Linked DNA regions of Homo sapiens: region 2 is linked to region 1. Evidence: chromatin contacts called from ENCODE Hi-C or POLR2A ChIA-PET data. All regions are on one chromosome and are shown on one strand. The core of a region is the stretch at or near the end of the contact, and the rest is flanking DNA. Distances in the headings are between cores, read along the strand shown.

What was found. Hi-C counts contacts between places; a loop is a spot of excess contacts on that map. ChIA-PET counts read pairs that join two places held with the same protein, here RNA polymerase II (POLR2A). Pooled maps may share reads with other maps.
Region 2: a pooled map shows a loop between it and region 1 (2.9-fold over the local background). The contact joins two enhancer-like sites. A Hi-C loop is called at or near these places in 1 of 168 maps with a recorded cell type or tissue (GM12878), 4 of 37 single-sample maps with no recorded cell type and 8 of 50 pooled maps. POLR2A ChIA-PET finds 5 or more read pairs at or near these places in 3 of 52 experiments (GM12878, activated B cell and activated T-cell).

The regions. Positions count from the first base shown.
Region 1 is chr5:158,872,768-158,878,081 of GRCh38, forward strand. The region is part of intron 6 of EBF1 (EBF transcription factor 1); the gene reads right to left. Among named protein-coding and RNA genes, the nearest start is that of EBF1, 220 kb to the right of the region's middle. Within about 2 kb of position 2,649, at least 2 of the 41 ENCODE cell types and tissues checked have a DNase peak (open chromatin) inside an H3K27ac peak, as active enhancers do.
Region 2 is chr5:158,909,553-158,914,430 of GRCh38, forward strand. The region is part of intron 6 of EBF1 (EBF transcription factor 1); the gene reads right to left. Among named protein-coding and RNA genes, the nearest start is that of EBF1, 190 kb to the right of the region's middle. RefSeq lists an enhancer at 4,402-4,878. Within about 2 kb of position 1,764, at least 2 of the 41 ENCODE cell types and tissues checked have a DNase peak (open chromatin) inside an H3K27ac peak, as active enhancers do.

The DNA of each region.
Region 1 (5,314 bases), core at 1,399-3,898:
TACATTTTTGGAGGAACTATTAGTTAATCAGAGCCCTGCTACATACCATTAATTCAGTTCAATACAATGGGTATGTGCTAAGCTGTTACAATATGCCAGGCACTGTCCCTGGGTGTAGACCAGAAATCTCCCAGAGCACATTCCCTTTGAATAACAAAACAAGCTAATATTTTGGCTTTATCAAAAGCCATACCTTTGTCCAGGGCTCTTCAGTCAAGAATGACACTAATTTTTTTTTTTTTTTTTTTTTTTTTTTTTACTGCTAATCAACATTACAAGATCCACAATGGCTTAAAACAACCTGAAAACCTTCATTCATTAATGATAGTCAATTTCTCCCTCAACTCTGACTTACTATAGTGGAAATGGGACTCCTGTGCCATTAGAAATGATTTTCATCAATACAAGTGAACCTTCAATTAGAAAAGCCGACTGACCAGAACCCTAGTTAGTGGGGATTTTACTGTCTAAAGACAAAGATAAGTGAATTGCCCAAAAGTGCACGTCTTTACCCCCACTAGCATCTTAGATTCTACATCCTCTTTTTATGCATCACTCAACCCTTCCATTCCCTTTGACTCTATAGAATACACAGCTCTCTAGAGTGATTCGCCACATTTTGGCATTGCCACAGTGTTCCCTGAACTTCAATCACTCATAACAGCACCTTCAGAGTTTTTGCCATTTTTACCTATAATAATATTCACTTAATATTTTATGTATACTGACTCATTTCCTTTTATCCCTAATAAACTTATTTTTGAATGACACTTTCCATTCCTACTATGAATGAAAACCCATACTACTTATCTGAGATAAAAGAAAGCAACATAATTAAAAGTGAATGTAAACAAAATTTTAAAAATTTACTAAATTTTGGCTAGATACTGTTGCCTACCACAGGGTACTCATTGAAAACCAAGATGAAGCAAATGTGAGGGAGGTGTTAAAGACAGATTCCCACCAAACAAGGACTTTGGCCTCATCAGGAAAACTAAAAGAAATTTTAAATAAGATGATTTCCTTATCACCTAATTCAGTGCTATTTAAAGACACCTACAGGTACCACTTAAAAGCATCCAGCAGTATGTAGGTATACAGTGAGAAGTACCACCACCAGCAGTATGCAGATCAACAGTGAGAAGCTGCGAGTTGGCTAATATAGGTATGGGAAAGCTCACATCACACACATAAGGGAACACAACCTGTATGATGGAAAGAAGGCTAGAGAGAAAATATTGATCAGCCTAAAGAGAGGAGATGGAGGATTGTTTGTTAGTGATTTGTATAGAGTTGGAAGTTCCTAGGCCAGAGGAAAATTCATGAGTTTCCACTGGTAGAGGAGAAAACTAGAATATATCAGCAGATTATGAGCTGCCATGAATTTTTCTGTTTTTCCTCTTTAAACATGGATACTGATAATGAAATACCAGAAAAGTACACTCTGTGGTGAATCTGGCTTTTGATATTTATTAACATTAAATGGACTTTTGCAACTAAATAACACCAAAAAAAGAGAGAGGAGATACAACTATAGTATGTTCCTATAGCATGTTCCTACCCTCAAATAAATATCAAGAATATAATCTATGTGGAAGAAAGATCAAGTTGGCAGAAAAGGGAAAGGAGAATTAGGAAAGCAAAATAAATAGGTGCAGAGAAACTGTCACACAAGTGAATTGAGACTCAGTATTTAATTAGGGACAGCAAGCTTGCAAGGCTCTTGGTAAATGTCTACCGAAACCAACCACGTGTTGGTTAACACTGAGACATACAAACTGATCAATAGTACAAAACAAAAGGGCTCAGGTATGCATGTAAAGTCATACATCATTTCAATAAATTACGCTGTGTGTAGACAGGTTTTTTTTAGAACGATCATTCTGAGATCAAGAGCTAAATCATCTCAGCCACATCTTGATTTCTGCAAGACTCGGCAGGAATTATGAGGCTTAACAGCATTCTGACAATTAGCATATTATAAATACAAAAATGATATATTAAAGGGAGAGGAGGAAAAAAAAGGCCAGTGTTTTACACCTACAGTAATATAATTCCACTACTTAATGCAAAGTAACAGGCCTCAGAGTGTTTGGGATCCTCTTGTATGGTGTTATCTTCTCTATCAGTAAATGAGACTATGTGAACAGTACAACCTATAAATAATTCAAGGCCTGAGATGGCAATTATAGAACCATGCACAACTAGCATGAATATTTTATGAAGGCTAAAACAGCTCTCAGAATGAATCATGGAGAGATGAACACACACAAGCACACACACACACATACACACACACACACACACACACACACACACACCAGGCAGTTTTGGCCAAATTGTATTTCCAAGACAAGGCCTCTCTTTGATCTCTAGAACACCTTTATTTTATGGAAACAGTGATGATAGTTACATATTTTTCTTTTCTTGAATTTATTTCCTAAAATCCAAACAGAGGAATGAAGGTATGAATTTGTCAATAGGGTAGAGGAGCTTGAAACCGAGGAAGAAGGACAAACAATTTTTAACCTGAACTTCTGCAGATAATTCCAAGTGATTTTTTTAACCTTTCCAAATGGACTCTACAAAAAGTACCAAGTTCCAATGTATCAAAATTGAAACTGAAACCAGTGTCACTTCATGACTCAAGCAAGAGCACTTCCTATCCGAAAACTTCCCTCATATACATAAGCTTTTATTTCTAATTAGTCCTTGAGGAATACCTGTAATCCCTGCTTTCACTACATTCATAAGACAAAACAAATATTACTGAGCCATAAGCCTGAGCAAACAAGCTACTATATTTAAAAGTAGCAGCCCAGATGTCATACTCTATTAGGAAATGAGCAATGCCTAAGTTCTGAGCTGTTTCTGTAACCAAAGGATGTGCACAGCTGAAAAAAATGAAATTATATGAATTCACGTCTTGATTTCCCTGTGCAATGTACTTGTGCTATTTGAATAAGAGTTAATATTCATTTGAATTTTACAGAGATTAGCATTCATCATTTTTACCTGCCTCCTATTTACATATACCCAGATGATATCCATGTGGTTACACAAAACACCATTGTTTTCCTAAAGTCAATTTTAGCATAATTCACTTTCTTAATTACAACCTAAAACTGTAAAGACTTTTCCCAGTCCCTCCACAGAAGAATCTTAAATTTATGACCCTTTTGGTATGAATATGTGTGCTTTTCACTTCATTACAACAACAAGAATGGAACTTTAGGACTCTAGGATCTTAGCACAGGAAGGAACCTTAGATATCTTCTGATCCAACTGCTTCATTTTGTGGATGCGAAAAGTTTAGAGGCCAAAAAACTGTTCCATGGCATATTCGGTATCACATGACTAGTTGAAACACTACGGCCAATAATATAAAATATAATAATATTAGCAGGAACAAAAATCAGTAACAACCTCAAGTATTTACAGTGAGCTTGCAATAAAGCAGGCACTGTACTTTGCAGGCACTGTCTCCTTTAGCCTCCCAATACCTCTAATAGGTAGTATTATTATTGTCTCCATTTAAGGATACGAAAACTGAGGCTTAGAGAGATTCATGTATCTCTACCCTCAATCCCACGACCCCTTTTCCCTCTAGTGTACTCTTCAGGAAGTTACATCAGAATTCTCTATTTGAGTCTTGGCTAGAAGAAACTTTCATTACATGGACCAGTTATTACTGGAGACTTCCTAGATGGGAGACACACTGATGTTTTCGGTCTCACTGAGCCTGCTGCTTTGTGAGACCTCCGAGGGCATAGAGAGAAAAGGAAGCTCCTACAACCTGTACTGCAAGAACTTCAGGAAAAACAACATCTTTCCATAAAAAGTTTCACGTTGCCCTATTATTCAGTTTAAGAAGTTCAGAGCCACTGTTCCATGGGCCTGCCTTTTGTGTTCAATTTGGAGGCATGAAAATACCTTTAGAATTTGTAAATCTCAAGGCAACCGAGTGAAACGCCACCTACCGCAGCAGCTGGAGGGCAGGCCAGTGTTATGCTTTGATAGCCCCCTTTCGATTGTATTAATACAAAGGAAATTAAAAAATAGCATGATTCTCTCCCTTTCTTCTGCTCATGCCCAGCTTTGGATTTTCATAATAGGAGGGTAACATTTAGAGGTCTTTTTTACATTCGTGCACTAACCTGGTACAAATAGAAGTAAGCTGTTTGCTGTTTTCTTTTAGGTGCTCCAAAATATGCATGACTTTAGACCACAAAGTCAGAGAAATACCCTGTTTTATTGTAAAAGTGTAAAGAACTGAGCAAGTGAACTGGCTTTTGGCATGTATTTTCTTGAAGCCTCTATCTCCACCAACTCCTTTTCCTACTGCACCCAGATTCACTTCAGTTTTCCCACAGTTCCAAGCCCACAGTTCCAAGCCCAACTCTGAGAAGGTGCTGAGAAGAGGAAATCCAGTAACTGAATAACAGCCACTCTCTGGACTCTTGCCCCTATTCTTTTTGTATCCTCTAGGGAGCTACAGTGTCACTTACTAGGTGCATGCCCCTGAATGGGTTAATCTTTTCTTTTCCTTATTTCGACAGCCATGTTTACCTTTTGAAAAGGCGAGCAGAGGCACAGTATGGCACTGGAGTGCTAACTGCTAACACATGGGCTATGCTACATCTCGGCAAAAATTTCTCTCATACTTGTACCAGCGTCCCAGCCAAGATCAACACCATGAGTTTGATTTTCTTCATCATGAATTGACAGCTTATTTATCTCCATGGAAGAACTTTCTAAGCCCTTTAGGCACCCAGGCAACTTAGAAGGCATTCAGCTGACTGTTCAAAAATATTATTGCTTCATCAAAAATAGAGACTAAATTATTTCATTCCTGTTAGGCTGTTCTCTTTCTAGAGAGACATTTTAGTGACCCTGAGTTATGATAATAGTTTATAACCAAATACTACAAACGCACACACACACACACACTTTCCAATTGGTATTATATTTTGAAAACCTTTTTAGACCTAATGTTATGCTGACAGTACTAAGTTTTGTGAGGATGCACAATTTCCATGGCTTCCTTTTCCAATAATGGTTGGGAAGCCTCATTAGAATAATTAGGAACGAAGTCATTTCCGGTCGCCATATATTGCTCTGGAAATAATAGCTTCCAGTGCCTGCAAAACCAGCAAGGAATAGAATGCATATGCCAACTCCTGAGTCACAATGGAAAATAACATAACTCCATGTTGCTGTATGGAACCTAAACCAACTGCAACTCTGTCAGGTGCTCACGTCCAAAGAAAACTTGTCACTGCTCACGGGAGAAGTTTAAATCAATTTGCAAGCA
Region 2 (4,878 bases), core at 514-3,013, 36 kb after region 1:
CTCAGGAAGAATTTACCCCTCTTCTAACAGAACACTCTCCAAGACAGGGGCACTGGCCATTATGAGAGTTCTTACAGTTACAGATCAGGTCAAGAAGGAGGGGAGGCCGGGTGCGGTGGCTGACACCTGTAATCCCAGCACTTTGGGAGGCCGAGGCGGGAGGATCACAAGGTCAGGAGATCGAGACCATCCTGGCCAACATAGTAAAACCCTGTCTCTACTAAACATACAAAAATTAGCTGGACGTGGTGGCACAGGCCTTTAATCCCAGCTATTCAGGAGGCTGAGGCAGGAGAATCACTCGAACCAGGGAGGCAGAGGTTGAACCAGGGAAGCAGAGGTTGCAGTGAGCCGAGATTGCACCACTGCACTCCAGCCTGGTGACAGAACGAGACTCTGTCTATAAAAAAAAAAAAAAAAAAAAAAAAAAAAAATGCAGGGGAAAGAACAGAGCTGGAACTAGAAGAGCAGATTTTAGCATTTTTAATACAATCAGATGTATTATTTCCTAATTTCCCAACTGCATACATTTGAAATGAAGAGACATTGTCATCCTCATTGAGCTATGGAATTTGTCTGACATTTTTGTTACTGACTCCAATGCTAGCCAAAAATGATTTATTTGTCCTCTGGTCCTCAGTGTCCCAATCTGTAAAATGGAAACTCACTGTTCCTATCAGAAACAGGGTGGCCACCCACCAAGCTGTGGTTCTTCCAAGGATGAAAAAGATGGTACCAGAATCAAATTATTAAAATGCCCTTCTCACAAAAGCATAACTTTCTGTTAATATTTCCCTTAGAGAAAGGCACATTCAATTTCCATTAATGGTACTTAGAAATTCGTGGAAGTAAACCAGCATATGGATATGCTGAAGAAGGTGGGTCACCATTAAATCCTAAACACACCTCTATCTTTGAAAATGTTTCAGAGAACTGTGAGATTCAATTACTTTGGTGAAATTAGATCCTATACTAAAGAACCAGTATGTTGAATCTCTGTAGCAAAGATGATTTTTTTAAACTACATATTTTATGTAGATGTGATTTTCTTTGCTCAATAAAAAATTAATTGATGTATGCCCTCAGACTAATCTCAGAAATACCTAGTAATTTTTTCCCCAATCTTTAAGTATTTCTCAGAACAAATAGGTTTTATGGTTTATGGAAAAACCTGGAGATTGTGAGCCCTGTCTTCTCCAGATGTACACAATAATTGGTGCAGGATCTTGGAAAGTATTAGGACACCCCTTAAACAAAGGCTGGCTGAAGCCTGTTGCAGTGATTCAATAGGAAATTATAAAGTCCAGTTTGTGGCCCCAAAGGGAAACACTGCTGTCCTTGAGTAGTCCACAAAACTCTATTTCCAATTAGCACCTGCTGATTCAGTGTTTCACATTCACAAGAAAAATAAATCCCCTATATTTTAAAGCAGTGTGTGTATGCCTTGCAGGGGAGCAAGGCAGTCAGGGGAGAGTACCGAGAGCCCAGCAGAGAGAATTTCCTTCCCCATGTACCATAGTCTCCTTTCTATCTCTTCAGTCATGGAACACACTTCTGAAATTGCAGCAGCTACTAGAAAACTTCCCTCAACGAGTCGCCTATCTGAACAGGGAACCTCTGCAAATCTCCTTCCTTTCATGAAATCGCTGAATACTAAAACTAAATGTAACACCCATTTTGTACAAAATGCTTAGACCTTCTTCAGCGTACTCTTTCAACATTCAAGGCTTGCTCATTTACCTCTGTGAGCTTTATGACTAACTCAGTATCACTAACTACAGCTGTCAGCCCTCAGAGGTCAGAGACATGACTGTTTACTTCTATCACTAACCAGCCTGGCTGGTTACAGCTAGCTACACTAGCTACAAAGAGACAATTAACAAAAAATGTCTCATGAGGATAGAGGGGTTTTTTTTTAGTTTTGTTTTGTTTTTAATCATCTATCATCCTCAGGGTGGAGAGGGGAAGAAATGAAGACCCATTTTTCTTTTCCATCTCATCTAAAGCCAAGCTATAATCCATTACCACTGCAAACAGACAACAGGGCATTTTCTGCTACGACAGCATACAGTAGGAACAAATCATAACATAATAATCATCATCTCTTAAAAGCCTTACTCACCCCATTTCACCTTGCCCTGGAATGGGATTCCTTGAGTAGGAGAGTATACCCACCACTCCTGTTATGATCCTTGGCTAGAACCACTGTGAGCTGAGAATCTCAGCACCCACTCCACATGCCCTACTTGGCAGCTAAAATGTAACTATTAAGTCACACTAACATTAGATTAGATGATGCTGTCATCCCATTGTTATCCAATTTATTCTTCTCTGACATGGTATGAAGTGGTTCTGCATCAATAATGATTCATAAATACAGCCATACCTGATCTCTATCACCATTTCCATGTGCTTTCACAGACAAGAAACTGCTCTCTCTTCCATTTCTCCAAGTTCATTTCTTTAGTGGGTGAGTAATGACAGTTTCACCTCCAGAGTCTATTTAACTATAAAGAACATTCACAGAATGACCTAGATATTTGGTTGATAAGCACCTGCTATTGACTCAGGGCTCATCTAAGTAGTGTGGGCTGCACATGTCTTAGGAGAGTAAGGGCCCTTCCTCATGGATCCTCCTGGTGGACACAAAGATTCCCATTTCTGCACAAACATTGCAAATTTCACATAGCCATTAGTTTCACCTACGGATCCCAGGGACTTACCCACCAAAGTTCAAGTTCCAGAATGTAGTGGATGCTTAGAATTCCTATAATCCAGAGCTTTGCCCAATTTAAAATGGAGTGATATGCATAGGTGCAGTCTTGAACTACTTTCTAATTACTTCTTGTGCAAGCCTCTTAATTCCTAAGAGTACTGTATCTTGGAGAGCACTTAACATACGGTGTACCCGTCCCTTCTAAATTTGCTGGATCATAAAAATCACCTGAGAATATTTAAGAATACAGATTCTCAAGCCTCACCCCAGGCCTACTGAACTAGAATCCCTTGGTACAAGGGCCTGGAGATGTGTATTTTAACTACTCTCAGGCGATTCTGACGAACAGGAGAATTTGGAAAACAGATGGGTCTCAGAGGATCTTCACAACAACTCCATGAAGAAGATAGGGCAAATGTTAGCTCCACTTTGCAGATATAATAAATGGGGCTCAGAGAGGTTAGTTCCCTCCACTATGCCTAATTCCACCTCATTAGCTCTGTGCCATGTTTTATACATCACTTGTATTCCTGTCCTTCCTACTCTCTATCAGCCTCAAGAAAAAAAAAGATGTAGCACATGAAAAAGGTTCTAGTAGTTATTCTTGCAGGTAGTATAGATGCTGACCGCAAAGGCAATTCCTGAGATATTGTCCTCAACATTTCCAGAGGATGCCTGCCTATCCAGGACCACCTTCTATTCCTGGCATCACTTTTGGTGCACATTCTGATATAATCAACATCCATTCAAGAGGGCCTTTTTCTGCAGAGGAATTCATCACCAGAAATACTGCACATGAGGATATAATATACAAAATATCTGTACAATACAGCTTCTTAAGCAATTATCCTGTACCGCTGGGTCACATTATGCAACTTAATATTTCCCATAACAAAAATAGAGTTCTGGGATTTTTAAAATGCGTATGTTGTTAAGTTTTACTTTAATCATTTGTGGCATTCTTTTATATTACTTTACTATTGCATGTCAAAGTAATCAGTGAAATTAAATTTTTTAAAACTTGCATTGAAAATTAACTCACATCAGAAATAGGATTAAGACCAGGGCTTCATGGTTCTAAAGCTGAACTAAGTGGAGGAAAAGACGTTCCACAGGGGGACATTTCACTTGACTTAACACACGTCAGTGGGCTTGAATGATTTCTGAGAATTTTCCATCAGTGTTTTCAGAAATAGCCTTTGGTGGTCTGCTTTCTCGATCCTAGTGATTCCAGCAGAAATGGCTGTACCCCAAAAAGGAGAAAGCTGGGTACTGCATGCTCCCACTGAGATTTGGGGAGAGGTTGTGTAAACAACTGAAGCATTAACTGGACTCTGCACCAGTTGTGATTTATGTATTGCTTGGGAGGAGGGAGGGCAGTGGAAAGGGCCCTCGGTATGGGTTTGGCAAGGCAGGGAGCAGGCCCTCCATCTCTGCCTCTCGGACACCTACCAAGGATACAGTGCCTATTCAGAATTCGAGTTCGTGGAGGCTTTTCAATCAATAACATATGGCCATGAGAGCGCGAGTATTATACCAACAGACTGAAATAAATATGCTCCGCAAATAAAATATCTGTACGTAAAACAACAAAGGCTTTAGTTTAACTGCAGAAAATGAAAAACAAGTCTACTTGAAACCAGGTTAAATGAGCAACCAGTTATTCAGTGTGAGTTTTTGGAGATGAATGAGCTGGCAGATGCTTTCTTCAGATCATTAAGACCAGATATCAATAATTTCTGAGGAGTAGAGGCAAAAGTCATCAGAAACAACCTGATGTGGTGGGGCCACACCCTGTCTTTCTCCACTTGGCCTGGTGTAGGGAGAGCTGGGACACACCAGCTGTTTAAAAAGCCAAGTGGCTCCTACCACACCAGCTTGTTAACCTTCATCTTACATGCATTTTTTTTCCTCCCAGATTCATGATCTCAGATTAGGTAGGTGGTGGGGGCAGTGCTAAATATACCTTCCTGTTACCCGAGACCTGGATCAGGGAAGGTGCTTATTAATATCATGGAGATATGATTTTTAATGATCTCTGAAAACAGCCTATATGGGTGTGAATAATGGCACTGTCTCATTGCATGCGTGGTTTGTGCTTTTGTCTCAGACAGGTTCATTTTTCACTGGAGGGGAAAGGTTCATGCCGCACGAGGGGGGTA